5 separate regions of the Homo sapiens genome follow, and regions 1, 3, 4 and 5 are each linked to region 2. The links are chromatin loops, found by intact Hi-C in ENCODE. Cell type or tissue: GM12878. All regions are shown on one strand.

Region 1 (5,000 bases), 280 kb after region 2:
CGGCTAATATTTCCTTTTTTTTTTTTTTTTTTTTTATGAGGAACATCTTTTATTTCTTGTAAAGAGGGGAAAATAAGATTTTTTAATATTTCTCACTCATAAGATTTTTAAACTCTTAAAAATGCAATATCCTCTTTTCAAAGCACATGCCATCTTAAAAAAATCTTAGCAATGTACATTTGCACTCAAAGAAAAACATGGCAGCACCACTGTCTTCTGACAAAATTCTGCATAAAAAAACCCTATGCAACTTTTTGCAAATATGTTCCTTCTTTATTATTCAGGGACACCAAACCACAAACATTCAGTGCAATATTTATTGTTTTTTATTTCCGTAGGAAACACAGGACCAATGATGTCTTCTGACAACTGTTTCCTGATGATTTGTTGGGTTTATTGGATCTGAGGATCCTCGGATCCAATAAACCCAACAAATGAATTCCCAAACAATCTTAACAAAACTATAGAAGACCAAGAAAGCTTAAAAGAGACAAAGAATAAAGACAAGTCACCTAGTAAGGATGGCCAAGTCCTCAACTTCCCCAATGGAAGCCAGAAGTTATGGAGTCATATCTTCAATGTGATATGAGAAAATAACTCTCAGGCTAGGAGTCTATACTCAGCAAAACTGCCTTTCCAGAAGGAGAGCAAAATAAAGATAGTTTCAGCCAAACTATACAACCTGAGAATTTATTTCTAACATATAACCACTTAAAGAATGCAACTTAAGCAAAAGGAAAATCACCACAGATACATTGAGATGTGGTGAGGGGCAGGGGCAGAGAAAGGTAAGCAAAGATATTGATCAATATGTGGACAAATCTAAACAAATGTTGATTGTACAAAACCAAAATAATAATAATGTCTACTTTGTGGAGAAGGAAAAACTAAAGCATATAGTAGCTAAGCATGGTGGCTCACACCTATAATCCCAGCATTTTGGGAGGCCGAGGCAGGCAGATCACTTGAGCCCAGGAATTGGAGACCAGCCTGGGCAACATAGTAAAACCCCATCTCTACAAAAAATACAAAAATTAGCCAGGCATGGTGGCATGCGCCTTTAGTTCCAGCTACTTGGGAGGCTAAGGTGGCAGGATTACTTGAGCCTGGGAGATCGGGGGCTGCAGTGAGCTGTGATCGCGCCACTACACTCCAGCCTGGGCAACAGAGCAAGACTCTGTCTCAAAAACAAAAAAACCACATAGTAAGGTGGTGGTCATAAATCCAACTATGTCAATTATCATAAAAGAAAAGGGACCAAACTTTCCAGTTAAACACAGAGACTGTGAGATAAGAGAATAAGACATCAACGTCCTTGAAGCAAAGGGAATCATTACTATATTGAGGTCCATGTTTCTCCTACCCTTAGAACACTCATCCTACCCTTAAAACACTCATTCTTCAGGATGCAACCAAAACCACAGTAGCCCTAGCAGATACCCTTTGTTTGTAAACTTGTCTAGCTGTCAACAGTTTCCTTACTTAAAGATTTAATTAAAAAAATTAATTTAAAGGCCAACAAAAATTTTGCTCCATCATCACCTTAAAACACCTACAGTTCAGCCAGGCACGGTGGCTCACAGCTGTAATCCCAGCACTTTGGGAGGCCGAGGTGGGTGGATCACCTGAGGTTAGGAGTTCAAGATGAGCCTGGCCAACATGGTGAAACTCCATCTCTACAAAAATACAAAAAGTAGCCGGGCATGATGGTGGCTGCCTGTAACCCCAGCTACTTGGGAGGCTGAGGCGGGAGAATCGCTTGATCCCGGGAGGTGGAGGTTGCAGTGAGCCAAGATCACGCCATTGCACTCCAGCCTGGGCGACTGAGCGAGACTCCATCTCAAAAAACAAACAAACAAAAAAACACGTACAGTTCTATTATCTACATGCCAATGTCATAAAAGCCACTCAAACTCCAGGTAAGGAAAGCTACTTTCTGGGAACATGAGACAGGTTTTCCCAAGACACATGAACACCTCGCACAAAATGTCCACATACATTACCGTCTGCTTATTTGGTAACGACTAGGCAGATTTGGGCATGACAGGATACCAATCCACAGCCCAGCACTGGGAAGCACTGCCCTTTGTGGTGGAAGTTCTATACCGGAGAAGTTAAAGCAGAACCTGTTTTCATCTCTCTGCCAGGTGGCGCCTGTTCTCACGAGCCTGCTCACAAGCAGACAGCAGGGTAGGCATGGAAGTGGGACTGGGAAAGAAGGTGAGCTCTGTGGTTCTTGGCAGTGGGGGACACAGACATCTCACTTGAGTGGGGAGCCCTAGCCACTAAAAGGTATCCAATGGTAATGTCAGAAGAAGAAGATAAGAGAAAATACCCCTGCAAACAGCTTCCTGGGTTGTTAGAACGCTATGATTTCCTGAAAAAGCTATAGGTAACTCTTCTTTTCCTTGTATATCATGGAGACCTAATACATACTCCTAACAAATGATGTTGACACAACATACCACACTGAAATCTTAGGCAGAAAAAGGCAGAACGAAAATTATATACATACAGTTTTGGATTTCTTCTGGGCACATATTTACAATCTTTTCTCTGTGGGTGCATGTGCCATATCAGCTCCCCCAGGAGAGACAGATACATAGTACACCAAATTATTCATAGTGGCATCACTGGTTGAGATATAAAGTGTTAAGATTTTCTTCTTTCTACTTTCCAAATTTCCTATAGAGCATCTTCAAAGATTATGTAATCAGAAAAAAAGTTAAATCTGAGTTATCTAGTTTTACCCTCTTCCCATACCACTTTTAGGTTGACACTTGCTATCTCAGCAGTGGTAGGTAGGTTTCTTAGGTTTAATTTTCTTTCCGTGGTCAACCCAACCAAGCTACAAAGCCTACCCAAGAGTGACCTCCTGTGGCAACATTCAGTTTTACCCGGAACGAGTCAAGCTTCAAAGCTTTTTCTAAAGCAACAAGCTCCAATTGGTCAGACAGAAATTTACAGTATTTTATTTTGCTAACTATGACCTTTTGCATCAAGCAAAGAAGTCACAGATAATGTCAACTGCATATGTCATGTATTACCCGCAAGGCTGTTCTGAGGAGACTGTCAGTTGGGGGCTAGAATATGAGGATGACAATAATGTGTAGCAGAAACACTTGGAAAAGAGAAAGGAGGTGACAAAAATTCTGAAATGTACTTCCCTAAAAAGCTTGATTTTCCTGGCAGAGGGAGCAGGGGTGATTGAGTGCAGACTGCTTGAAAGGAGGTCTCAACAAAACAAAACAGCATCTCAACCCCAGCCATTTATTCTGTTTACTTTATTCTGCATTTTTTTAAAAGTAGGAGTTGGCAAATAGCTATCTATTTGAAATGGGGAACTCTGTATATGATGAAAGATGCCATTTCAAATCAATAGAGGTGGATTATTTAATAAATAGTTTTGGAAAAACTAGACAGTAGAGTCGGGGGTGGGGGGGCTGGATTCTTATTTCATTCTTTATTCCAAAATAAATTTCAGATGGAAGTAAACTTGGGACATTAAAAAAGAAAAAAATATACAGAATCATGGGAGAAGACAAATTTTAAGAGAAGGATGACTCCTACATAAACTCAGAAGCCATAATGTGAAGAAAAAATAAACCTGACTACGTAAGAAGGTTTTTAAAGTCCTGCAGAGAATAAAAATACAAAATAGGAGAAGAAATGAAAAAACTTGGAGAAATATTTGCAACACACATGAGAAACAGCTGTGATCTCGTCTATGCAAAACTGTAGACAATCCACAAGAAACGTCCCAGCCAAGAGAACAATAGGCAAAAGATTTGAATAGAGACCCATCTCATGGAAAATCAACATACCCTGGTGAGGGCACTACCCTCACCCACAGCAACCAGAGCTCACAGGAAGAGGATGCCATAGATCACCTACCTGATCTGGAAGTAAACTGCCTGATAACCCACTGTGTGAGCAAGGCTGTGTAGAAAGTCACTGGCATCCATACATGATGGAATGTCAACTGGTATATTTTTTGGAAAAGACCATATTTTGGCACTGCCCATCAAACCTAAAATGGCTCATGCCTTTTGACTCGGCAATTCCACTTCTAGGAACGTATCCTACTAGCACACGTGTACAAAATGTCAAAGCAACGATATTGCTTCACAACTGCATTTAAGAGTGCAAACAACGGCACCTACAAATGGGGAAGAGGGGGCCTGACTGGTCACAGGAGCTGTGGTACATGCACACAAGGGAATATTGCACAGCTGCACAACACGACTATGGAATCATTGTTAAGATACAGCAAGTGAGTTTTTCAGAAAAGCACAGTGAAGAACTGTGTACATCGCATTGCCATTTGCGTGAAATAAATAGGCAGATATACGCTTAAATAACACAATTCTGACACTGGAAATAACGGTGGCATTTAAAGAACAGGGATGGGACACTTTTGTACTGTCTGAATTTCTGCTAAGAGCATGTATGATATTCTTAGACTATGTATATAAAAACAAGGTTGGGGGAGGAAAGAAAGATGGTCATACAAATTTGTGGAATCTACTATTCTTTGGGCTGAGTAGCTGCCAAAATAACATTTTCTGGTTTACAAAGGTATCTGCCAGACACAAAGGCCATGTTCTATACTACCAATTGATATACAAAGTCTCCAAAAGATAACCCCATAAAGATAGAAAGTAGATTCCTGGCTGCCAGGGATAAGGTGGGGGGAAGTAAATGGGGAGTGACTGCTAATGGGTACAGGGTTTCTTTTTGGGGTGATAAAAATGCTCTGGAATTAGATAGTGATGGTTGCACAAATCTCTGAATATGCAAAACACTGCTGAACTGTACACTTTAAATGGGTAAACTGTACGTATTTGGAGTTTTTTGGTATTTTCTTTTTCTTTTTTGAGACGGACTCTCGCCCTGTCACCCACGCTGGAGTGCAGTGGCGTGATCTCGGCTCACTGCAACCTCCACCTCCCAGGTTCAAGTGATTCTCCTGCCTCAGCTTCCTGAATAGCTGGAATTAC
Region 2 (5,000 bases):
GTGTTCTGTTTTTGTTCAGAAAATGACTATCAACACAACAAGAGAGCAGTGGAAAAAATAAATGTTTAAAAACAAACCAAAAAAAAAAATAAGAAAAGAAAGGGAAAGATATTGAATCACCCCATTGTTTTGATTTCCTTGTGCCAACGACAAAACCTGAGTGATTGACATTTCTTATTTGCTGACTTGATCAGACTATTTGATATCACACAGACATGGCAATTTTTCCCGTGGCAATCCCGGGGTGTCATCTCAGATTCTGTAAGAAAGGACCAAGGAATATATAATTGTATCAAGCTGCCATTTAATGAGGCACTAGATGCATCTCACAGACAAAGGTCAAAGTTTGAGATAGCAGAAGGGTTGGGACTTTAGGTAATCTGAAAACAAGCACTGTGTATCATTAGAAAAATTGTATGAAATGCCTATTTGGGTGAAACGAATTTTACTTGTGATGAGTAATGGCTGTTGTAAAATATACCTTGTAGAGAAACAAGCTTGGACATTTCTGTTCTTCCTTTTAGCATACCAGCCTTCAGTGTTGTGACACTATAGGGTCTTAAAATACTTGCCCCTGTTTATTTGCTTTTGCATAGCTGGTCAGGATTTTGTAGAATTCAGTGGCACTCCAGTGGGGAGCAGCTGGGACTCAGGAATTCACTTTGGAAGGGAGCTGGCAGCTGGGAAGACCAGGCAGTTCTCTTTGTGCTCAGGCCTTAGGAGAGTTGTGCATTTGGCAGGGGAATGAGACTTCTTGGATACTCAGAAAGGACACCACAGAAAGATCTGATTTTGCTCGTTCTACATATTCCACATGCTTTTCACTGCCTGCAACTGTCATTTCAATCAAGTTTTCATTACAGGGGAAATTTTCCTCTTAAAATATTTGCTTTCATAGGAATTCTGTCTGTGTCAGCACTGTGGTCAACCCCAGTGTCAGGAAAGTCCACTTTTAAAGATATGGGTTGGTGTGAATGCATATAAAATGATGTGAGAGTGTATTTACGCAGATGTGAGTTTGCTGGATTCTTCGTACCTCGTGACCCTCTAACTTTCTGTACTGCTGATTCAATTAACCATGCCTGTGGCACAGGAAAGAGATACTCTACTCTTTAAAAAATTAATACAATGAATGGAATTGGGAAAATAAGTGAAGAAAGATTGTAACTGTTTCATTTTTTTTTTCTAAAAAAACCCTTTTTTTCTCATATCCAAATCAAAAATAGTGATACTAACTTCTATTAAGTTAAACAGATGCCTTCTCTACAGCCCAGCAATTTTACTCCTAAGTACATAGCCAGGAGGAGTGAAAGCACAGGTCCATAAAATACACCAGTATTCATAGCAGCTTTATTCACAATATGCCCAAACTGGAAATGATCCAAATGTCCATCAATAGAAGAATGGATAAACAAATTATGGCATATTCTTACAATGGAATAATACACAGCAGATTAAAAAAAGAAAGAATAAACTGATACAATCACCTGGATAAATCTCAAAAACATTATGTTAAGAGAAAGAAGCCAGATGCAAGAGTACATTCTGTACAATTTCATTTATATGAAGTTCACAAACAAGCAAACCTAGTTTATGGGAGTAGAAGTCAGAATAGTGGTTCACTGGAGTGTGAGGGGCATGGGGGTTAATTGACTAGGAAAAGGGAAAAAGGAAGCTTTCTAGAGTGATGGAAAGACATAGATGTTTGTGTGGTCAGTGGTTTCCAGGAGGTATATTTAGGTAAAAATTCATCAAGCTATACACTTAAGATGTGTGCATGTTACTGTATGTAAATTATACCTCCATTGAAAAACAAAACATGGATAATGATAGTTGTTGCAGGGCTTACAGCAAGTATGGGATTACTATTAATAAGCATCAGATTCGGCTTTGTGCTTTTTGGCCACTCGTCATAAAGAGACCTAAGTAATATTTCTCATAGGATGGAGGAAGCACACATTAATCATTGATTGTTTCCTGTGTGCCTGATACTGTGCGCTGGAGGCCTTGGGAGACTTCATAATAAATCAGATCAGGCTCCTGCTCCCCTGTTCTGATGTACAGGCAGTACCTTCTATACCAGGCTGTGAAAAACACTAGACTGTGTTTGAGTGTGATTGTGAGCGTCTGAGTCACAGTCTAGTATAGAAGTTACTGCATGTACATTGGTGACAAAAATTCAAGGTAGAAAGTGACAGGTGACTCAAACAGGTTTGAACCAAGCACTGGGGGTGTCATATGCTTTGCCCGACATTCAGTTGAATTGTTGACTGATAGAGGCCGGTGAGGGGGCAGGTGCCATGTTTTCACAGGAAAGGGTGCTTAAAGGGTGGGATGGGAAATGTAAATGTATCAAGGAAAGTGCAAAGGAAATTTCCATTCCCCTTTTTCTGGCTTTGCCTGCATGGAAGAGTTTGCCCCTCAGCCTCAGAGGATCCATCTGGGGGCCCCAGGAGTCTCAGGGTAGATTAGTCTCCTATGGCTGCAGTAACAAATGACCACCAACTTGGTGGCTTAAGACAACAGTTTATTCTCTCACAGTTCTGGCGGCCAGAATTTTGAAATCAGTCTCGCTAGGCCCAAATCAAGGTGTGGGCAGGGCCACGTTCCCCCAGGAAGCTCTAGGGGAGTATCTGATCCTTGCCTTTTCCAGCTTCTAGTGGCCATCCATATTCCTTGGCTTGTGGCCTCATCACCCCAATTTCTGCTGTTGTTACATCACCTTTTCCATGTGCACGTAGATCTCCCTCTGCCTCCTTCTCTCAAGAATACGTGTGATTACATTTAGGACCCACTCAGATGATACAGGATAATCTCCCCATCTCAAGATTCTTCACTTAATGACATCTGCAAAGACCACCTTTTTTCATAGAAGGCTACCGGGATCAGGATCTGCTATCTTTAGAAGCCATTATTCAGCCTGCTACACAGAGCTAGTGCCGCCCTCCACCCCTGCCCCCTCACTGCCCACTGCCCACCTTGGTCCTGATGCCTGCAAATGGAGGCAAACACTGACCTCTCTCTGTCAGAAACAAACATGCAGTAATTAAAACGCGTGTTCATGGTCCCGCCTTCTCTCTTTCACCTTCTGCATAGTTGTATGGGCTGCCAGCTTCCTGGTTGCAGAATGACTCTTTGAAGAAGCCCCAGACGGAGCTTCCTCAGAGCTGTGGGTGGAATGTGCCCAACCAAGACTTGAGGGCAGGGCTTCTCACCGCAGCACTTTGTGGCAGGAGCTGTGCTGTGCGTTGTAGGATATTTAACAGCATCCCTGGCCTCTACCCACTAGATGCCAGTAGCACCCTCGCCTCCCCAACCCAGCTGTGGCAACCTAAAATGTCTCTAAACATTGCCAAACATCTCCTGGAGGGCCAAATGGCACCCAGATGAATCCCACTGCTCTACAGAGTGAAGTGGGGCCTCTCTGGCCCTGGGGGGTGGGGCTGGGCTGCTTTGCCACCCTTCTCTTTTCTAGGTCTCTTGAGTTTTGAGAACATGGAAGGGCCATGTTGCTGGGTCTCTAGTCTAGCCCCTTTGTCCTCAATCCTGCTGGGGAGGGGCTTCTAGAGCTGGGTTTCCCAAGACTAGGAATAACTGGGGCCCTGAATGAAGGGCTCAACTGGTGGATCCCAGGATCCCCTCTGACCAGACAGTTCTGGACCTGAGACAAGCTGAACAACCTCTCAGTTTTCTTTCCTTAGGGTCCTGAGAGGCAGTGGAAGTTGGTGTCTTGGACACTGGGGTCCCCGGGGGCATTCTATACTACTTACAGCCTCTGTTCTTGGTAGTAAACCCAAGAGAACATCTCAGTGGAGTAGAGCAAAGAGGCTAAGAGTGAGGGGCTTTGGCAGCTGACTGTTCAGAGTGGATTCTTAGTTCCACTCCTTATAAGCTCAGGCACCTGGGGCAAGTTACATGCACTGCCACAGTTTCTTCACTGCAAAATGTGGATAGAATTGAATCTCCTTCATAGGATTGTGGTGAGAATGAAATGGATGATACATATCAAGTGGTCAATAAATAGTCACTTAAAATGAGAATAACTTTTATCATATTTGTGTCTTATCTCTCTGTAAGATTTGATCATCCTCCTCAAGCAACCCCTAAGAAGATATTTCAAAGGGTGCATTTAGTTCTTGCCATCTCTGAGAAATGGATCTCTCCTACACATACATTATAGATAAAATACAATCATCCATGTGACATTCTGTGTTCTTCAATATCCCCATAATCTCATAAGCCTCTCCTGGTCAGTACTGCACAGGCCGAAACTAGATTCGGTTTTCTATGTACTTTCCTGTAGCCAGAAGCTACAGTTAAAGCTTGTTTAAAAAAAAAAAAAAAAGTAAAAACGAAGTTTTCTACACTGGCTGCTCCTTTCTTTGCTTTGAAGCTAGACTGTAAGTTCACAGGTAGCCCCAAATGCATAAAGATAAGGCTTCCTTTATAACAAGGAAAGAGAGAGAGAGACAAATCCCAAAGGCTTGCTTTTCACTCACATATATTATAAATTTAGTTGGATGAAGCAAGATTACAGCCAAATATGGGCAGAACATGCAGAGAAACCTTAACTGTGATTGGCTCTTAACTTTGCCCCAAAAGAAGAACATTGTGGTTTAAACATCGCCGTCCCAGGAAGTCTTGAAATCAACTGAAGGGTTTTTCAAATTTGTTCTTCATCATTTAAACCAGACCCAAGCCCACTCTCATTGGTTGCTGGAGGAGCTGAGACTGAAGTCTGTGCTGACATTTTCAACCCTCGTTTGACAGGATAATTAGAGGAGAAGCCCCCGGTGTTGGTGACATTTGAGTCTCAAGAGCTTCCAATCCCAGTGTTGGATTGAATTTCAGTTTTCTTTCTTGCCACGCTGCCAATTTGTACTGCTGTAAGCTGACCAGCTTACACACTGAAAAGCAAAACGCAGTTCAGCTGGTTTTAAAAGACCCATTGACAGCCCAGGGCTTGTAAAACGATGTGTACGGGTAGCTTCAGCTGGCCC
Region 3 (5,000 bases), 550 kb before region 2:
ATTTTGTTACTAGGGATTCTTCAAAATTCTCTTTAATCAGAAAAATATAGAACACTTACAAAATGAAATGGAACAAGGGGACACCAACTCTACTCAAAGACCTCTGCCTGCCTGCGCAGTTGCTGTTTCCATTGCTATGAAGAAATCCAAACTGAGGCCTGTCATCTGGGGTTTTGTTCTGCCAGAGTGGCTTGTAACCAGGAGTAGTACAGTCTGGAGGTGATCCTGACATGTGGACTGCCCCATGAAATGCCTCACTTCATTTTGGTTTTTGAGTCTTTGTTTTAAAGGGAAGTCGTTTTGTAACAGCAGTTCATCGGCATAGTGAGACATAAGCATTAAACATTGAAGCGTTGGTCGGTGCTGCTTCCTTTATCTTTCGTTCTTGCACCGCGTGGCCTCATGACTCATTCTCATGGACTGACACTATACACACCACCCACAGCTGTCCTTTCATGATATGACCTGGCATGCTGCCAGGAGGGCCTATTTATCAACAGTGACAATATAAAGGACAGCCATGTTCTCTTCTTAGTCTTCAGTGGGAGACACATTTGGCCAGAAGTATACCGTTCTGATTTACAGTGCCCAAGAGAAGCGCTTTGCCATTTCAGCCTCATTTTCTCACAAAAACCTAGTACATGGAGTTGCTGCACTATTTGGCTCATATAATAATGTTTTTTTTAAAAAAAATTTTAGTCATTTATTTTTGAGACAGAGTCTCACTCTGTCACCCAGGCTGGAGTGCAGTGGCGTGATCTTGGCTCACCGCAACCTCTGCCTCCTGGGTTCAAGCAATTCTCCTGCCTCAGCCTCTCGAGTAGCTGGGATTACAGGCAGGTGCCACCACACCAGGCTGATTTTTTTGGTATTTTTAGTAGAGATAGGGTTTCACCATGTTGGCCAGGCTGGTCTGGAACTCCTGATCTCAAGTGATCCACCTGCCTCGGCCTCCCAAAGTGCTGGGATTACAGGCGTGAGCCACTGTGCCTGGCAATAATGTTTATATTAGTTGTTCTTCATTTCAAACCTTGACTCAGACCCCACCTAGGTTTCTGGTTGCTGAAGAGAATGAAGTTGTCAACTCTTTTGTCGTTATGAGAGTAGATCTATTACACTGGTATGTGGCCTGGGATAATTACATGTACTCGATCTCAGATTTGCATGATGGGGTTCATTCACATGGTGGGCTTTGGTGAGTTTGGACCACCCAGCTTCAGCACACCTTCCAAACAGCCAATCAGGTGCCTATTCTGCCCTAGCCAGGTGGCAGCCAGATGACCCCAGCTGGCCCGATTGCACATCCTCCCTGGAATGTGAATTTTAAGCAGAATGATGTGGAGTCTAAACATGGTGAAAGATCATTAAGATGAGGGTGGTGTCCTTATGAGACCATTCCTCCAATGGCTCCTTTCCCACAGTTCTGCTTCTAGCCCAGCGGCCCATTTCCAAAGCTGGCTGGCTGGTCTCTCCCTCCACCTGTACATTCCTGCTATCCTTACTATAACTTCCCTCTGCTGGGTCTGTTTTGGTGGCTTGCTAACAGTAAACACTAACTGACACAGCCTGTCTTAATATGGCTGTGTGATTTGAGGGACATCAGAAGAGAACCCCTGACCTTACCATGGTGCTAGAATTCCTTTCTTACTCATTCCTTTGGATGAAGACATTGAAAGCTGCTATTATAAAACAGCAACTATTACTTAGGAAAGGTTACACTTGAAGCTGTTTATTTGCTATGCCTGAGTTATATTGTAAGGATCGTCTCCCTTGTCAGAGACCAATGGAATGGGACATAGGATAAGTAAATGTTGATGGGGAGAATTGGGAGGGAATGAAAGGTCTGCAAGATTGGATTCTTCGAGATCTTAAGGGTGACTGAATTGGAAGGTTCTGGGTACCCAGAAAGAAGCATGAGTTCATAAAACACCAGGGAGGAGAAGAAATGGAGCAAAGAGGGAGTAGGAGGAGATCCTGGAAACAGCTCTGCTGTTTGCCTGGTGGCAGCCACACACATGCAGTCACAAGGGGGCACTGCTGGAACTCTGAGAGAAGACTCCAAAAAACTGATGCAAGTGGAAAGCCGTTCACATTCATCAGGAGAGCTGGGTGAGGATAGCCTGGACTAATCCTAGGAGGAAAAAGACTTTTAAAAGAAGTAACAGGGATAGAAAAGGGAGACGTAGAAACTTCCATCATTGTCCAGAAAGACTAATAGATGTGGGGCAGGTGAGAGTTCCAGGCTCTTGAGCAGCAGGAATATTTCCTCAAACTTCAGCCCCTGGGCCCGTTGAACTTCCTCTCCAGATTCCCATGCCATTCACCTCCAGCAGCCTGGATGGCAGGCCAGTGAACACCCACAACAAAAGTCATCCGTGGCTGGATTATACCTGAGTCTGTGTAGCTTCAGCCACAACCTACCTGGCGCTGAGAGCTGAATTCACTCTAGGTGTCCCGAGTCATTCAGCACAATGTCAGACAGAAGAGGTTCATCTTAAGGGGTAGGGGGAGTAATACTTTTATTTTTGAAAGAAGTTCTTACTGAAGTATGACACATATATAGAAAAGTCAGTGTACAAATCGTAAGTGTACTGCTTGTTAATTTTCACAGTGAACATGTCCATTCAAAAGGCACCATGAAGCAGAATTACCAGCCCCCCAGAAATTCTCCCCTTGTGTTCCCTTCCAGCATCCCGCCCCCACCACGGGTAAAAGCATAAACAGAATCCCAACTTTACCGCTATAGATTAATTTTGCCTGATTTTGAAACTTAAGTAAATGGAAGTGTACAGTATGTACTTTCTGGCTTCTTTTGATCAATTACATATTTTTGAAATTTGTCTGTGTTGCTGTGGGCAGCGTTAAGCTATTCATTCTCATGTCTTCATAGTCCTTTATTGAATGAATACACTACAGTGCATCCATTCTAACAATGGACATTATGGATATTTGGGTTGTTCCACTGGGACTAATACAAATAGTGCTACTATTCATTTCTATTAGGTATATACCTAGCAGTGGAATTCTGGGTTGGTAATGCTATTTTTGGTCATAAATGATGACCAAAAATTTTAACCATAAATTGACAATGCCAAGTCTCTTGTATGATTTGTGTACCTGAAAAAGGCAATTTCAAATGTGTTTTGAGCAACATTGTCATTAAAATAAATATATAGGCCGTCAAAGAAATTATTGAGAAAGAAAGGGTAATTAGCTCTTACCTAATGACATTCAGCACTCTTAGTGGCCACAGAGTGGAGGAAACCAAACCAAACAAACAAATAAGACAACATAGAAATGTAAAACAATTTATATGACACTACCAAATTGATTAAAGATATACACAAGATAATTATTTTGGTCAAAAATATGCATATGTAACCCCTCTATCTTATGCATATGTAACCTTTCTGTCTTAAGCCCACTTAGGGGCAGCTCTTTCTGGCCCCAGGCAGACTCACCACCACACCATACTACTGCCTCCCAAGATGTAAGTCTATACTACTGCCTCCCAAGATGTAAGTCTATACTACTGCCTCCCAAGATGTAAGTCTATTTTACATCTATAAATCATTTTACAGATTTTTTTCATGTGCATATTAATACTAGAATTTTTTATGAAGCATAGATATGACATTTAAAAATGCCAGATTTCTAAAAAGGTCAACCTAGAACCCCATTCTCCACACACAAAAAGGACCCTTGCTTGTATGTACAAAAATCCCAAAGTTCATATTACCTTACCATTCCTTGACCAGACAGAATGATGAAGCTGCATCTACACAACTCCAGGACAACACTTTGAATAGAGACAGAACACAGCTATTTAGTATCTGTAGTCATGGTCTGATGGAATTAAAGAGAAAAAAGGTTGAGTTCATTTACGTTGGTTTTTTAGATGTTGACCCAGTCTAAGCCTTTTTGACATTTTTAGAGGGCCTCAGACTTGTCAAAGGAGTTTTTTTTGTATCCCAATTAAAATCAATGTACTGAGATAAATTCACCAACATTCAATAAAAGCCAGTTTTAAAAATAGAAATGTGTCTAGCCACTACCTCTACCCCCTATTCCTTCTTGGGGAGAAACTATCGGTGCTTTAGATTGTCAGGCTGATAGCTTTCCACCTTCCATGAGAACTGCCTTTACCCGAAATTATGCTAAATAGTCATTATCCAATTCATCCTGTCAGGTTTCCAAAACACGTTAATTGTTCCAAGAGACAAGCCCATTCGACTCAAAAAAAAAATAACCACTTTTAGAGGAGATTATCAAATTATAACATGTTCCAAAACTGTGATACTTCTCCCTCAAAATTTGGAATGATTTCACTCTATGTTTGTTTCTTTTGCAGAAATTAAATCACCTAACTGATATCTTATGGTCTGATTGGAACAGGATTTCAATAGCAGCCCTGGGAAAGTAAGTTCCAGAAAGTATACTTCTCTTCACTCAAGGAAAGGTAGCTGGGCCCATATAAGGGGAGAGTGTTATTTGCAATGTTACGGATTTGTGAGAGATCACCATTCCTATCAAATCTTTCTGTTGTCCCCTCATCTAATGAATTCTAGAAAGTGAAGAGTCTATGTTAGGAAGTGATTCGCCATAGGTCTGCCCATCTTATACACATAAGCCCTGGCAGCCTTTGTTCTGAACTATCTTTTCTTTTCTTTCTTTTTTTTTTTTTTTTTTTTTTTTTTTTGTGAGACGGAGTCTCACTCTGTTGCCCAGGCTGGAGGGCAGTGGCAAGATCTCGGCTCACTGCAACCTCTGCCTCCGGGGTTCAAGCAATTCTCTGCCTCAGCCTCCCGAGTAGCTGGGATTACAGGTGCCCACCACCACGCCCGGCTAATTTTTTTTGTATTTTTAATAGAGATGGGGGTTTCACCATCTTGGCCAGGCTGGTCTTGAACTCCTGACCTTGTGATCCATCCAGCTCGGCCTCCCAAAGTGCTGGGATTACAGGCGTGAGCCACTGTGCCCGGCCTCTTTTCAAGGATGTT
Region 4 (5,000 bases), 69 kb before region 2:
CATCTGGATTTTAAAACAAACTAGATCCCAGTATCACTAAAACCTTTATTTTCCTGTTTTCACATTCTTTGGAGTCAAAGCTTATTTTTATTATTTCATGACTTTGTAGTAGCTGAGATATATATCATATACAGTATTTTAGCCTTCAGAGTACTAAAAGGAATTTTGTTAAGTAATTCGTAGATAAAACGATGAGCTAAGTTATCTTACTAGCTAAATGATTAACACATCAAAACAGCTAGTTTCCCAGAGCTAAAAGAAAGGGTTTGGATTTGTGTTGGTAGCTGTTTGCAATTCAAATTAGTTTGTCAAGTGGTTTCAGATTCTTCAATCAGGGTCCTGAAGTTAACCTGGGGACACTGAGTGAAGGCTGTAATTGCAAAGATGTTTTCACATGGGTGAATTGGAAGCCCTATGGATGAAAAGCAAACGACGGAATAGGGCCCTGGATTGCTTGGCTGAATGGAAGGGAAAATGAAACAGTGAGTCGGTTGTCATTTTCTCTCAAGCGAGGCAAAGTCACTGAAGGGATCAGAGAAAGGTTTAAATGTGGAACGATCAATCTTAGATGTGATCTGGACTTCAGTTGAGTGGAATTTCTTGAATCCTTGATGTGAATGAGGAATGCGGAGGAGCCCATGCAAAAGCAGATTTACTGGAAAGGAGAACTGGAAATTTCAAGGGGTTTGTGTTTGTCATTGTCAACCCTTTTAGCAAATAACATTGATCATTAGGGTGGGTGTTATTGTTGTTGTTGTTTAAGAACGTACGAGAATTTGTAAAATGCAGAGAAGCAAAAGTTGGAAAACTAAAATTGCTTGCCACCAGAGATCAACTACAGCACTTAGGCCTATTTCCTTCTTACCTTCTTTCTTTCTTCCTTCCCTCCCTCCTTCCTCCCCTCTTTCCTTCCTTCTTTCCCATCCATTTATCCATCATCTACCTAGCTCTTTTTATATAGCTATTTCTTTATTATTATTATATCGTTATATATCTTTGTCATTTGTTATATAAAGTTTGCATTGTTGCTGCTTTTAAAATGTTTTGACCTGTAATCTTTAACTTGCAACCTTTAAGCCAGGGGGTCTTCTGGCTTTGTTAGGCAGGGTGGCTCATGGGAATTCATGGCCTCTTATTCTGGTAAAAACTTCCTTGCAATCAAGAATGTGGTGTTTTTTCTTGGTTTAAAACAAACAGAAACAAAATCACACAGAACTAGAAGAGTTTGCACTAAACATATATTTTTAAATTTCTGCCTGCAAAATTATGTTCCACTGCCTCCTCTTTGCTCAGTTTCCCCCTTATATCCCTCCAGATGTAGCCTCTGGAGTTCCTTGAGTCTCTGAGAGATTGTTTCATAGGGCAGGATCAGAAATGACTTGTCAAGATCCCTGCAGAAGCATCTAGAAAGATGGGTAATTTATAATTAAAACAATAAGTAATGGCGGTTAACATCTTGCAAGGTGTTATATATTTAATTTTTTTTTTTAACAGTCTCTTTTTACATTCATGAACTCAGCCAGGAGTGGTAGAAAGATAGTTTGGATTGTGAGTCAAGGTGCCTTGAGTTCTAGTCCTAGTTTTTTCTCAACTATTACCTTCTAAAAGCACTTAAATTCTCTGTGCCTCCATTTTCCTATATATAGAAGGAAGTGGGAGGGTTTGATGGTTAGCGGGCCAGATGCTTGCTGAGATCATTTCCAGGTCAGCAACCGCACTGTATTATGAAGGTTTTGGTGGCCCCATATTGGATGGGCATTATTTCCATTAACTACCAGTGAACAGTGCATTTGCCATGGGTACACGCTTAGATGGAACCTGATAATATACTAATTTGGTGAGGTTGGGGGTTGGGAGGCAGGGGAATCCAAGGTCTGATTTCCCCCAAGCAAAGTCTGCTAATGTTGTTCCTCTATGCTGCTTCTAGTTTTTTTGGATAAGCTAAGTGAATAGGGGTGTGTGCATATAGATATGCAGGATAATTTATCACACACATACTTCATTGGGGAACTGGCACCAGTTGGTACTTCCTGAGCAGCTCCAGTCAGTGCTTTCAGAGAAGAAAAAAAACTAACTTGTGCAGATGCCTTTACATGTATTATTCCACCTAATTCTCACAGCATCCCTTCAGGGTAGATCCCCTGTTTTGTAGATGTACACACTAGGGTTCAGAGTGATTGAGTAACTTGTTCAAAATGTGAACACGGATCCATAGGACTCTAGGGCCAAAGTACATTTCAGAGGACTCCACTTTGACTCACTCTACTGAGGCAGAGGGAAAAGAAGAAAATAAGGGGAAGAGGAGCAGGTGAAGAAGTGGACTAAAGGAGTTTCCTCTGCATGGTGCTGTCGCAGAACTACTCTTACAGATAGTGCAGCGCAGGTGTGGGTCAACAAGCTCCTTTCCTATGCTCCTTTGCCACGTTCTATTGCCTTTCTTTTGGGATTATCAGGTTTCCCAGGGCTCCCAGGCTTTCCTATCCCTCCCACTAGCACCCCATCCTGATGAGCCATTACCAATATTTCATGTTCTAGAATCATCTCGTCTTCTGATTCCTGCAATAGAAGCTTCCTTTTCTCTATATGGTGGATTCAGCTAAGTGGAAAGCAATCTGACTGAGTGGATCTATATGAGAATGTGAATGCCTAAAAGGTTCTCATTATTAAGAAGGATGTTGATATGTGAAAATCTGACAAATGCCATTGCAAACAGAAACTGGGTGAAGAAAACAAAAATTCAGGCTGTTGGGAGAAGGTGAGATATTTGGGGACTGAGAAATGTCAGGAGCCAGTCAGTAGGAAGTGGAGTGGATGTTCCAGCTACAATTCCATGGCAACAGGGGGATCTGAAAAGGAATCTCAAAGGTCCCTAATAAGTAAGGGGTTCCTGTGTAGGAGAGCATCTGTGTATTAAAAATAAGGCTGATCCCAAGCTGAAACAAAAAACAAGCAAATTGTGATATTGTGATGTATATTTGGTCTTTGACCCTGTTTCCTGGCATACAAATCCTAAAATCCTTAGAAATTCCAAAGTGTTGTCTTTTTGTACCCTAATGAGTTGACTGATAGCAGGCAGCCCCTAGGCAGCTTCAGGATGGGGGTTTGTCACCCAGAAAGACTAACTTTTAGCACCACTCCCAACCTCCAGGGAAGGGAGAGGAGATGTTGAGTGTATCACCAATGGCCAATGGTTTGATCAATCACGCCTAAGTAATAAAGCCTCTAGAAAAACCCAAGAAGACAGGATTCAGAGAGCTTCCAGATAGCTGACCACGTAGAGGTTCCTGGAGGGTGGTGCCCAGGGAGGGTATCAAAGCTCTGCACCCCTTCCCTCATACCACGCCCTACACATCTCTTCATCTGTATCCTGTGTAACATCTTTTATAATACATGAGTAAACATAAGTGTTTTTCTGAGTTCTGTGAGCCACTCCAGCAAATTAATTGAACCCAAGAAAGGGGGATTGTGGGCAACCTGATTATAGCCAGTCGGTCAGAAGCACAAGAAAAATAACCTGCAGCTTTTAATTGGTATCAGAAGTGGGGGTGGGGGCAGTCTTGGGGACTGAGCCCTCAACCTGTGGGATCTGACACTCTCTGGGTAGAGAGTGTCAGAACTGAATTAGAGGACATGCAGCTGATCTGCTCCTTGATGTGTAGAGAAATGCCCCACCCCCCCACCCGCCACACACACACACACACACACACACACACACACACACACACACACATATTTGGTCACAGAAGTTTTCTGCATTGTTGTTGAGTGAGGAAAAGTAAAAGCGCTTGGAGTGTGTGTGTGTGTGTGTGTGTGTGTGTGTGTGTGTTTCCACGTTCAGACAAATGAAAGGTGGAGCAGTGGTGAGAGAGAGCAGACAGTCCATTGAATTTGGACCCACAAAGGCCCCCTGCAAGAGCTGCTGGTGTTTGCTCCCAAATTGCAGAGTACATGAAGACAATGTGTTTCCTGCTTTCCAGGGCATAGGTTAGTACTCATGGCCCTGGGCCTGGGCATTCAGCCACATCTGTTGGCCCTGCCACGTACTCAGGGGTGGGAGGGGAAAGCAACTTCTGGGAATGGCTTCCTGTTCCCTGCTCCTGGAGCTAAGTCCAAGAAAAGAAAAAGAAACCAATTTCACCTTTTCCTCTAAACGTCATTGTTATTGACACAACCGTCTGCAATGATCAATTAAGCAAATCTGAAGACTCAAATGCTTTTATGCTTCTTATTTAAAAGTTGCTTAGAATTTATTCCCTAATTCCAGATGAGTTACCAAAAGAGAACGTTTAAGTGACTTCTCCAAGATCACTGGACAAGGGGGTGGGTCCAACCCCTACATACGTAGCACATACAACTGGCCTGATTGGAGGGACCATCCAAGAATCTTCCTCCTCCATATTCTCACACAACTCTCTGCCCCTTTGCAAGTGCCTACACTTTCCAGAATTGAGAGTCATTCCTCAGTGTCTTGAGAGTCCCTTTATTCAAGTCCAAATCCTAGGGCAGGAATTGCACTTGAGCTTTTATCAACAATTTACCTAGTGGAACCTTCTGCCTCATACCTCTTTCTGAGACAGATGTCTGGAAGCCAGGCCTTCTGGGGATAAGGCAGGAATGGGATGCTTCACCCTATTGTGGGAGAAGAGAAGACTGGAGATGGGAATTTGCCAAAAACAAACCTTGTTAGGGGCCTGTGCTGCTTCCAGCTGGATAGCTATCCCACACTGCAGCTTTATTAATTAATCTTCCTCTTGGGAGTGTGTTTTAAGTACCAAGCAATAAAATAGTCTGGGAGTTGACATGTTTAATTAAATTGAGGTTTATTTCAACTTATTTACTATCTTCACTGATTCTTTTACCTATCTCTGGTCCCCAAACATAAGCAGCCCCAAGGACTGGCCCTGGCTCCTTTTTTCTATACACTGTTAATTTGGATCACTCTCACTCTTTCAGGTTTAAGAATCACAATTGGGAGGCCATACCTCCCAAGTTTGTCACTA
Region 5 (5,000 bases), 250 kb before region 2:
CTCACTTATATGTGGAAGCTAAGCTATGGGTATGCAAAGGCATACAGAGTGGTATAAAGGACATTGGAGACTCAGAAGGGAGGAGGTAGGAGGAGGATGAGGAATGAAAAACTACATATTGGATGCAATGTACACTACTTGAGTGATGAATGCACTAAAATCCCAGACTACCACCATGCAATTCATCCATTTAGCCGAAAACTACTTGTACCCCTAAAGGTATTGAAATTAAAAAAAAATTTTAATATATATTTTGACATATTTTGAGGTGGCTGTTCACAGGGCCTGCCAACAGAAGTGGCCTGCAAAGCTATCTTGTGTGAAGGAGATTTGCAACTGTAGAGGGAGTAAAATGAAGTAAACAACAGATGCTATCATGTATTCTTTGAAACACCACCCCACTCTCTCCCTCTGGATCCAGGAAGGATCACCTGGGAGTCTTGACACTTTAAAGGCCCTGCAGAAACATTTATCACAGGCTCCCATCTCTTCTCTCTGAGGGATTTCAGAGAGATTTCATCTGTGAGATTTCATCTGCATAACAAGACCACCTTTACTAGCCAGGCCTCCTCTTCTCTCTGTCCCATAACCTGTCTTGCCACCATAACCTGTTTTGCTATAATCCAAGTCCTCATTCTTGCTGTAACCTCAAGATGGTATAAAAGTGTCAACCCTCTAGCCATTTCTTTGAGCTTGTATGACTTCCATACACATGTGCACACAATAAAATTTGTATGCCTGTTTTTCCCGATAATCTATTATCAGTTTGTTTTATAAACTCAAATGACTGAAACTTCAGGGGAAAAAATTTAAACTTTCCTACAGTCTCACTTATATGTGGAATCTAAACAAAGTCAAGCTCATAGAAGCAGAGAGTAGTATGGTGGTTGCCAGGGGCTGGGAGGTGAGGAAAATGGGAGATGTTGGTCAAAGGGTACAAACTTTTGGTTATAAAATGAGTAAGTTCACCAGAACTTATGTGATCTAACATACAGCATGGTGTAACATACAGCTGTATGTGATCTAACATACAGCATGATCACAGTTAATAATACATTCTTGTTTACTTGAAATCTGCTAAGAGAGTAGATCTTAAGTGTCCTCACCACACACACACACACACACACACACACATATACACACAGAGATAACTAGATATGGCGATGAATGTGTTAATTTGTGATAATCACTTCACAGTGTATGCCTATATCAAATCATCACATTGTACAGCTTGAATATATATGAATTTTGTTTGTCAATTACACCTTAATGAACTAGAAGAAAAAGTAAAAGGATCCTGGATCACTTCAAAATATAAGCATGGCCATGATTGTGTGAGAAAATCAAGAATGCAGCTAGGTACATGTTTGAGTTTAGAGTCTGTGCACAGGTTGGGTCTTCAGGCCTAATGAAGGTATCCTAGAGCAAGTAGTGGGAAACATCACCATGTTGAGCCTGCTTGGAGTTGGGTGGGTTGGAGTCAACTGTGTGGATGACATACCACAAACTCCAACTTGATTTGGAGATCCATCTCTGACAAGGCAATGATTTAGAATAGGGTTCCTCAACATTGGCACCACTGTCAGAGCATTCTTGGTGATGGGAGCTATCCTGTGCATTGTACAATGTTTGTAGCAGCATCCTTATCCTCTACCCACTAGATGCCGGTATCACTCCACTTGCCCACCCTTACACCGCCTCCCCAAGTGGTGACAACCAAAAATGTCTAGACATTGTAAAATGATGTCCCTGGGGGGCAAAATAGCACCTGGTTGAGAACCATTGATTGAGATGAGAATGACCATGAATAAATTTCACCATTGTATTATGCCTGTATTTCTGCATTTTCAAAGTGGAGATACTATTTTTCCAGGTGTTTCTTCTAAAGCTTTTGTTTGGATTTCTGCGTCAGAAGAAGGAAATGAAAAGAATGCCTTTAAGAATCTCCTATTCTCTCATATCCTTCCTTCTTACTCATGCTTGCTAGCTTTTTTCCCTCTTCCTACTGAGAAATAAGTAATGTTTTATTGAATTGGTTTAGGTTTGCAGTTTCTGTTTCCCTGCTTCACTAAGAATATATCAATAGATACATACTTTGCCACAACAATAAAGAAAAAATACTTTCTGACAGGTGGTCCAGGCTGGACTTCATTTTACAAAGCATTCCAAGGGGGCTGGGCGCGGTGGCTCACGCCTGTAATCCCAGCACTTTGGGAGGCCGAGGTGGGTGGATCACCTGAGGTCAGGAGTTTGAGATCAGCCTGACCAACATGATGAAACCCCGTTCTACTAAAAATAGAAAAAATTAGCTGGGCGTGGTGGTGGGCGGCTATAATCCCAGCTACTCGGGAGGCTGAGGCAGGAGAATCACTTGAACCCAGGAGGCAGAGGTTGCAGTGAGCCGAGATTGCACTACTGCACTCCAGCCTAGGTACGACAGAGTGAGACTCTGTCAAAACAAAACAAAACAAAACAAAAACCAAACCCCCGCAACACCCCCCCCCAAAAAAACCCAAAGCATTCTAAGAGATTTCATTTTATGAAGTATCACAAAAGACTTCATTTTCTGAGCATCAGGAAAGTTGTAAAGGTATGTTAAGTCTTCTTCAAGCAAAGGACTGCTGGGCTGAAGCCCCAGGCCTTCTGTTTCCTTGAGGACTTTCTGTGGCTTGGAGGAAAAGCGGAAACTCTCTCTCTCTGGGCATTCTTTCTGCCTAAGCCCACCAGGGAGCTACATAAGCTTAATTAATGTTTGTAAAACATTTTTGAGATGAAAAACACCATTAGCTCAAACCACTGCTATGAAAAGTATTGTTTTCGAAACTGCATCCACACATTAGCTGTCTTAACTAGTCTTGAGGGAGACAGAAAGAACCAAAAGTACCAAATGGTGACAGAGGAGATGATGAAGCCCTAATGGGACTCCTGGCTCCAAGGAGGAGCAGTGCTGGATGGATTCATTCCTATGTGTGCTGTATGTGTCCTGCTTTCCAGAACAGCCTCCAGCAACTGATTATTTACGTGAGTAAATAACAAAAAATGCTGTTTTATGCCCGGGATGTTGCTGAAACAAGAAATCAGCATAGTCTCATACCCAGGGTGAGAACCAGGAGACAGAATTGGCTAGCTGGTGAGGGTGCATCTGCTAAGAGATTTAGACAGTAAAGGATGACTGTCAGAGGCCATAAGGCCCAGGAAATGTCCTAAACACACGGCTGCTGAGCACAGACAAAGCCTTTGTGTTGTATAGAAAAGAATCCCCTCTGGGCACAGCCCTTTCCCAAAGCCATGGTGAGACAGCCAGGTGGGAAGGGCTCCCTGGCAGAGCCTCCGACCGACCTGCACACTGGAAGGAGCGCGCAGTGGGGTGGAGCCACAGAACGTCCAGCTTTTGCAGGGGAGAGGAGCCTTGCCCCTCCTCTTCCTCGGTGGTACCTGAGAAGCCCACGGGCAGGAAGCACACTCTCTTGCTTTGCTAGGTGTCTCTTTTCTCCTTTTCTTCCTTTTCACCCAATAAAACCGTGCCCTACTCACCCTTCAAATAATCTGCAAGCCTAAATTTTCGTGGCCGTGTGACAAGGACCCCGTCTTCAGCTGAACTAAGGAAAAGTCCCCAAACAATGGGAAGAAAGGCAGGGAGTAGACATCCAATTTCCTGGCGTGGATTGTGGAGGGGTACCATGGTTCTGACCAGATGTGTATCAGGAGCTTGGAATTCATAAGCAGAGAGGTAAAGCAGAGCTGAATTGAGGAGGTGTCCCTTCGAGCTGGCATGGTTTGGTAAGCAGGGTGTGACCTGGAATTTGGCCCTCGATCTAGCTTTTACAGCCTGGCATTCTGGTGTGCTGCATAACCTGTGTGGCCAAGTGCTGGGCCTTAGAAGACCAAGCCTAGCAGGATGGAGTTGCACCTCTGAGCTGCATCTCTTTAAATTGCCTCAGAAAGAATCTGGAAGCTGCTGGAATACCTACTACCAAGGTCTTCCACCAGATTTCTGGCATCTTGCCCTTCCCTCCCTCTTCAGTTAGTTAGTCCCAAGTCACCACTCCCTTGTCGGGAGACTTGTCCCAACTACCTTCAAACTGTATAATCCTTCACTACCATCACTGATGACAAGAGGAGAGCTTGATAAAACTCATGAAGCCTTGCATTTATTTGTGAGTCTGTTATAAAGTTCTAAAGTTCAGCACTTTATCTTTCAATACGTTAGGGGAAAAAGTTATAAATATATCTGCTTCTGAGAACTTTAAGCTTCATGTTTCATGTAATAATTTATCTTTCATTCCAGTGTTGGTAAAAAACATATTTTTCCAAAGAATCCTGGTGTCTGTGGCTTTATTGGAGGAGACACAGTATTTTTAAATATGAGAGCTTCATCAGAGAGTGATTTTCTGGCCTATGGGTTTGAAGACATTTGGCACAGACAAGTAAGTGAGGTCACTCTGCTCTCTTTTAAAGACTGTCCATTGCATTTCAAAGGAAACCCAAGCTCCTCCTCACGACAGGCAGGGCCTTAAAAACCTAGCCCTTGCCTCCCCTTGGGCCACTTCCATCCCTGCACACTGCCCTTCATCCACACTGCCTCTCTCTGTCCTCTGGATATGTCGTTTCCCCTTGCTGTTCTTACAATGCTTACACCTTCACTCTTTATCCGACTGGCTCCTTCTTGTCATTCATTCTGTGCTCCCCTCAGAAAGAACTGCCCTGACCACCCAATTGAAAGAAGTCCTTTCCCCAAATTACTGTCACCTTACTTTAGGATATTTATTTTTAAGTTAAAAACATTTAAATTTCTATTTTTTCATCTTCAGTGTCCAGCTGGAATGGATATTTTTATAGCACTTATTACTCTGCAGTTAATATATGTCCTCACCTCTATATTCTCTATTATGTCCAGGGTGACTATGTAATGTATTATCCAAACTGAGACACTCTTGAGAGTGAGAGCTATTAATAATTATAATGAGACAATGAAATAAGGTGAGACTCTCCCAGGGACA

The links. Peaks named below come from ENCODE experiments on the same cell type or tissue, not always from the same donor. Only the 100,000 strongest peaks of a DNase experiment are listed, where the experiment ranks them.
Region 1: it touches region 2 in a loop (7-fold over the local background); 2 of 110 quality-filtered maps call a loop at or near these places.
Region 3: a loop joins it to region 2, with 7 times the contacts of the local background. A loop is called at or near these places in 4 of 110 quality-filtered maps.
Region 4: a loop joins it to region 2, with 2.2 times the contacts of the local background. A loop is called at or near these places in 9 of 110 quality-filtered maps.
Region 5: a loop joins it to region 2, with 11 times the contacts of the local background. A loop is called at or near these places in 4 of 110 quality-filtered maps.

What each region holds. Positions count from the first base shown.
Region 1 is chrX:12,812,504-12,817,503 of GRCh38, reverse strand. All of the region lies in intron 4 of PRPS2 (phosphoribosyl pyrophosphate synthetase 2), which reads right to left. Among named protein-coding and RNA genes, the nearest start is that of PRPS2, 24 kb to the right of the region's middle. In GM12878, a CTCF peak has its summit at 2,881 (motif pointing left); a DNase peak (open chromatin) is centred at 2,873.
Region 2 is chrX:13,090,902-13,095,901 of GRCh38, reverse strand. LOC105373133 (a long non-coding RNA gene) reads right to left here. Exons shown (of 4, transcript NR_171577.1): 4 at 107-259. Among named protein-coding and RNA genes, the nearest start is that of FAM9C, 49 kb to the right of the region's middle. RefSeq lists an enhancer at 4,986-5,000. In GM12878, a CTCF peak has its summit at 3,021; DNase peaks (open chromatin) are centred at 3,161 and 4,641; H3K4me3 peaks cover 1,092 bases; H3K27ac peaks cover 3,469 bases.
Region 3 is chrX:13,643,271-13,648,270 of GRCh38, reverse strand. No RefSeq gene overlaps it. Among named protein-coding and RNA genes, the nearest start is that of TCEANC, 7.4 kb to the left of the region's middle. In GM12878, a CTCF peak has its summit at 2,030 (motif pointing right); no DNase peak of the experiment used is centred here; H3K27me3 peaks cover 175 bases.
Region 4 is chrX:13,160,177-13,165,176 of GRCh38, reverse strand. It overlaps LOC105373134 (a long non-coding RNA gene), which reads left to right and starts at 202. Exons shown (of 3, transcript XR_001755798.2): 1 at 202-2,755. In GM12878, no CTCF peak of the experiment used is centred here; no DNase peak of the experiment used is centred here.
Region 5 is chrX:13,338,634-13,343,633 of GRCh38, reverse strand. LINC01203 (long intergenic non-protein coding RNA 1203) reads right to left here. Exons shown (of 7, transcript NR_045260.1): 6 at 3,535-3,708; 7 at 1,809-1,903. Among named protein-coding and RNA genes, the nearest start is that of LINC01203, 5.9 kb to the right of the region's middle. In GM12878, no CTCF peak of the experiment used is centred here; no DNase peak of the experiment used is centred here.